2 separate regions of the Homo sapiens genome follow, and region 1 is linked to region 2. Evidence: read pairs that join two places in POLR2A ChIA-PET (ENCODE). Cell type or tissue: PC-3. All regions are shown on one strand. Each heading gives the region's core, and the rest is flanking DNA. Links, peaks and the distances in the headings are about the cores only. Region 1 has its middle 24 kb from the start of RELA-DT. Region 2 has its middle 3.6 kb from the start of ZNRD2-DT.

Region 1 (2,913 bases), core at 146-2,645, 120 kb after region 2:
ACTTTGTCTTCATTGGGTATAGATGTCACTCTAAGGCTTTGCTCTCCTAGTTACCCTGATTGACTGTGACTGGGAACAAAATTCCATAGTAAATATTTCAAAAATTATAGCATCAGGGAATCATCTTCACGGTTGATGGATTTGTCATCAACATCCCCAGGAGAGAGAGTTGTACCTTCTGTCCCATCCAGAAAATCTATCATCTCCCCAGGCTTCCTAACTAACCATAGCAATCCCAAGGTACCTAGAACCCCAACTTGTTAGGTGGAACTCTCCTCCACTTGACAGATTCCACCTGAATCCCCCTACCACTATTGCCTGGACCTGGGAAGTTGGGTATGTCTATCTCCAGTGCACTAATGATTCCATCTTTTGCACTCACTGTTGTGTTAATGACATAAAAGCAGAAGTTTCCCTGCAATGCTCTGATCCAACTGTAGTTGCCAAGTTCCCAAGTTCCCAAGGCCTCAGCGAGATAAATGGGATTCCACTTGTAAGTGAGGAAACCATATATGGTGCCTTCTCCCAGATGAGACCACACAGGGGAAAAACAACTGCCTGGTCTAGGAAGGGGGGGAGTACTGGCCGGGCGCGGTGGCTCACGCCTGTAATCCCAGGTGCTGGCACTTTGGGAGGCTGAGGTGGGTGGATCACGAGGTCAGGAGTTCGAGACCATCCTGGCCAACATGGTGAAACCCCATCTCTACAAAAATACAAAAAATTAGCCAGGCGTGCTAGTGTGTGCCTGTAATCCCAGCTACTTGGGAGGCTGAGGCAGGAGAATTGGTTGAATCTGGGAGGCGGAGGTTACAGGGAGCTGAGATCATGCCACTGTACTCCAGCTTGGCGACAGAGCAAGACTCCGTCTCAAAAAAAAAAAAAAAAAGAGGGGCATATTGCCCTTTCTGGAAAACAGAGATTGTTTGGCCACTCCTATCACAGCAGGGGAAAAATATCTCTATAGACCCACTGGGCAGCAAAGGGTTAACATCACACCCCATAGGGCTTCTGTTTGTGACCCAACTGGTTTCATTTTTGTGTGTCAATGACTGGGAAGAAGTCAATCCTGTAACCACTCCTGAGTCCCAGGGAGTCACCTGTTCTTTTGGGAGTAGCTTTCCTTTGTATATCAAAAACTTGGAAGAGAGAGGAATGTACATTGGCTACCCCTGCCCCTCCAGGGGTCACAGTCTATAGCCCCATGAGACCTAGGAATACCAGAAATAAATGAGCAATAGGATTAATTCTGGTAGGAATTGGGTGGCAATAAGACTAGTGGCACCCTGGCAGCTTTGCTTACCACGAGTCAACCCTAAAGAACTTAACTCAGGCCGGGCGCGGTGGCTCACGCCTGTAATCTCAGCACTTTGGGAGGCTGAGGCGGGCGGATCACAAGGTCAGGAGATCGAGACCATCCTGGCTAACATGGTGAAACCCTGTCTCTGTTAAAAATACAAAAAAATTAGCCGGGCGTGGTGGTGGGCGCCTGTAGTCCCAGCTACACGGGAGGCTGAGGCAGGAGAATGGCGTGAACCTGGGAGGAGGAGCTTGCAGTGAGCCAAGATTGCGCCACCGCACTCCAGCCTGGGCGACAGAGCGAGACCCTGTCTCAAAAAAAAAAAAAAAAAAGAACTTGACTCAAACTCTAGAATCCCCAGTTACCAACACAGGTGAGGCATTAAAGGGAAATCAAGAGTCCCTAGGCTCTTTGGCAAATGTAGTTCTTGGAAACAGACTAGCATTGGATTATTTACTAGCTGAACAAGGTGGAGTCTGTGCAACTATGAATAAAACCTGCTGCACATATATTACCAACTCTGGACAGGTTGAGATTAACATTCAGAAGATCTATGAGCAAGCTACCTGGCTACATAAACAGGGCACTGACCCCAATTCTATCTGGTTGACTATCAAAAATGCTCTCCCAAGCTCACCTGGTTCTTACCTCTCCTAGGACCTCTGATAGCTGTCTTGTTATTACTAATCTTTGGCCCTTGCTTGTTTAACCTCTTAGTAATGTTTGTGTCTTCTAGATTACAGAAGTTCCAGGTAAAGACAATGCTGGCACAAGGCTTCCAACTCATCCAACTTCTGACCTGGAGAATAAAAACATCCTGCCTTTTGGCCCCTTAGATCAGGTATCTGGAGATTTTTACCCTTCCAGTACTAGGCAGGGCCTATGCCCATCAACTCAGCAGGAAGTTTTAATAGTTACAGAAGATGGACCTCTACCCTTCTGTAGCCCCCTTAAGAGTAAAGAGGAGTATCTAATCTCTGAGGGGGGAATGAGGTAGGAGTCAGGACTTGACTCCCGAGGTGGGGCTTGAACTCTGGACCAGGCTGAAGACCAGCTGAAACAGGGAGGAGGCAAAAGCACCTCTCCATAAGACACACTCACCAGTGCCATGTCACTTTACCATTGCCATGACTGCACCTGGAAGTTACCACCCCTTTCCAGAAATACCACCCCTTTTCTAGAAAATTCCAAATAACTTGCCCCTTAATTTGCATATAATTAAAAGTGGACATGTATATGTCTGCAGAACTGCCTCTGAGCTGCTGCTCTCGACACACTGCCTATGGGGTGGCCCTGCTCTGCAGAGCAGTTATGGAGTGGTAACACTGCCACCTCAGTAAAGCTGTTTTCTTCTACCACTGGCTTCTCTTGAATTCTTTCCTGAGCAAAGCCAAGAACCTTCCCAGGCTAAGCCCCAGTTTTGAAGCTTGCTTGCTCTCCAACGGTTTAATATACCAACTAGGCCGAATATGTCTCTTTAGGTCTTTAGGGTACCTAATATCAAAAAGCGTTAACCAGATAAAAACAAGACTTAATTTAGAATTTGACTTTGGAAACTTTGTCATATATCAAAGGTTTAAACACTTGATATTACAAAATAGAATCCCAGGTCATTA
Region 2 (2,913 bases), core at 163-2,662:
TAGCTGGGATTACAGGCAGCCACCACCACCACTCCCAACTGATTTTTGTATTTTTAGTAGAGATGAGGTTTCACCATGTTGGTCAGGCTGATCTCGAACTCCTGGCCTCAGGTGATCTGCCCGCCTCGGCCTCCCAAAGTGTGGGATTACAGGCATGAACCACTGCGCCCGGCCTTGCTCATCAGCTTTAAAGATGAGGGATGGAAGTGATGAAGGCCTGGAGGGGACAAGGTTGCCCTAAAGCATTTCTCTCCAAAGACACTTTACTGAAAGTGGCTATTAAACCCCTCTAATGTGCCACTTACTGTGGGTAGTAAAACGATGGACACTGAGAGTTGGGATTGGAAATGAGATGAAACTACCTTCACGCTTGATAAATCAGGGGGCCCTTCTGCCCTGCCACTCTTCCCCGCCTTTTGAGCACGGGAGAAATCTACTGGTAAGAGCTCAGGCTCAAGAGGTACACTGGCTGCCAGCCGGGAGCCCCAGCCCTGCCACTCCCAACTGGGTGACTGTGGATACATCTCTCACTACTCCAGGCCTCAGCCTCCTCATTTGCAAATTGGGAATGATGATAAGACCTAGCTGCCAGTGTTGTCCTAAGGAATAAGCGAAATACTTCATAAAGAGCTCTTAACACAGTGCCTGGCCCAAAGAAAACACACACACCAAGTTGAGTGTGATTATTTTTATTGTTGTATCATCCAGCCACTTCCTGTTTCACAGAAATGTCAAGGTGATTCACATTGCAGTGAAAACCAAAAAAAAAAAAAAAAAAAAAAGAATAGCTGACCCCTTTTCAGTGCCTGTGTGAAAATACAAATGATAAGTTACGTTTTTCAGAGGCCAGGCAACATGGCATAGGCCACTTGTTGCCATGTGAACCATCCCCACCAAATCAGCCAGCCCAGGGGGAGCTGTAATTGAGCTGTGCATGACTGAGCTGCTGTGGGGTGCTCTATCACCCAGAAAAGAGCCTAACTACAGCCATGTCATCAGTGCCACAAGGAGGGACCAATTTGGACTGGCTCACATGAAACTGTGATTCCCTTCCCTCCCCCTCCCCCTCCTCCTTTCCCTCCTTTCTCTTCCCTGACTCCATGCTCTGTTGCCCAGGCTGGAGTGCAGTGGCAGGATCTCCACTCACTGCAACCTCCGCCTCCCAGTTCAAGCAATTCCCGTCTCAGCCTCATGAGTAGCTGGAACTACAGGCTCGCACCACCATGCCCAGCTAGTTTTTGTATTTTTAGTAGAGATGGGGTTTCACTATGTTGGCCAGGCTGGTCTCGAACTCCTGACCTCAAGTGATCTGCCAGTCTTGACCTCCCAAAGTGCTGGGATTAAAGTTGTGAGCCACCATGCCTGGCTGAAGGTGTGATATATTGTCGGCAAGGGAAGGGTGTGAAAGAGCCCAAGCCCATTGCTCCACAGACACTGGCCTGTCCACTGTGACTGCTGCGAATAGGTTTTACCACCAACACCTGTGAGCACCTTCTATGTCAAGGACTGTGAAGCATCTGAGATCTTACCCACTTGCAAGCTACCAAGGTAGCCCGTCAGGTTCAAGAATGCTGGCAGAATACAGGAGAGTCCTGGGTCAGAGACAAAGGACTTGATCGCTGTGCAGCAAACAGCATGAGCACCAGCATATTTCCGTTAGTTCCTTTTGACCCTAAGTCCCATGGGGGTGATGCTGATGGGCTCAGGCAAGTGTGGGCACACAGAGCGAATTACATTGTGGGAGAGGACCCTAAGCTTAGGAAACTCAAAGCCAGTAAGCATGGCTGTCCTTTGCTCTGGAGGGAGACACTATCTCCATCTTCCATAGCTGTTCCCTAGATAAACATCTTTGAAGCTGGCGCGGTGGCTCAGGCCTGTAATCCTACCACTTTGGGAGGCTGAGGTGGGCAGATCACCTGAAGTCGGGAGCTTGAGACTAGTCTGGCCAACATGGTGAAACACCGTCTCTACTAGAAATAAAAATTTAAAAAATTGGCTGGGCGCGGTGGCTCATGCCTATAATCCCAGCACTTTGGGAGGCCGAGACGGGCAGATCACGAGGTCAGGAGATCGAGACCATCGTGGCTAACACAGTGAAATCCTGTCTCTACTAAAAATGCAAAAAAAATTAATCGGGCGTGGTGGCAGGTGCCTGTAGTCCCAGCTACTTGGGAGGCTGAGGCAGGAGAATGGCGTGAATCCAGGAGGCAGAGCTTGCAGTGAGCCGAGATCGCACCATTGCACTCCAGCCTGGGCAACAGAGCAAGATGCCGTCTCAAAAAAAAAAAAAAAATTAGCCAGCTGTGGTGGCGCATGCCTGTAATCCCACTCCAGTGGGTGAGGCACAAGAATTGCTTGAACCTGGAAGGTGGAGGTGGCAGTGAGCCGAGAATTGCGCCACTTCACTCCAGGTTGGGTGACAGAGACTCCATCTCAAAAAACAAACAAGCAACAAATAGGCATAAGTGGCCCCATTTTTATTTTGAGTCAGGGTCTCGCTCTGTCACCCAGGTTGCAATGCAGAAGCCTGATCATGGCCCACTGCAGCCTGGATCTCCTGGGCTGGGAGCAATCCTCCCACTCAGCCTCCTGAGTAGCTGGGACTACAAGTGCATGCTACTGCACCAGCTAATTTAAAAAATACATATATTTCTTAGAGATGGGTTCTTACTATGCTGTCCAGGCTGGTCTCAAGCAATCCTCCTGCATGTCCTCCCAGAGTGCTGAGATTATAGGTGTGAGCCACAGCACCTGGTCTACTGGCCCTGTTTTACAGATGAGAAATTGAAGTCCACAGCGATGAAGTAAACTACTCCAGGTGATACAGTAAATAGATCCAGGATCAAACCCAGGCCTGCCTCATTCCAGTTCTGCGTCTTGTCCACCCTACAGTGGAACTTAAGATGGTGAGAG

What was found. Peaks named below come from ENCODE experiments on the same cell type or tissue, not always from the same donor. Only the 100,000 strongest peaks of a DNase experiment are listed, where the experiment ranks them.
Region 1: POLR2A ChIA-PET joins it to region 2 with 12 read pairs; 2 of 35 experiments call an interaction of 5 or more read pairs at or near these places.

Annotation. Positions count from the first base shown.
Region 1 is chr11:65,685,636-65,688,548 of GRCh38, forward strand. No RefSeq gene overlaps it. Among named protein-coding and RNA genes, the nearest start is that of RELA-DT, 24 kb to the left of the region's middle. In PC-3, for the core only: no CTCF peak of the experiment used is centred there; no DNase peak of the experiment used is centred there.
Region 2 is chr11:65,565,360-65,568,272 of GRCh38, forward strand. No RefSeq gene overlaps it. Among named protein-coding and RNA genes, the nearest start is that of ZNRD2-DT, 3.6 kb to the right of the region's middle. In PC-3, for the core only: no CTCF peak of the experiment used is centred there; no DNase peak of the experiment used is centred there; H3K27ac peaks cover 1,036 bases.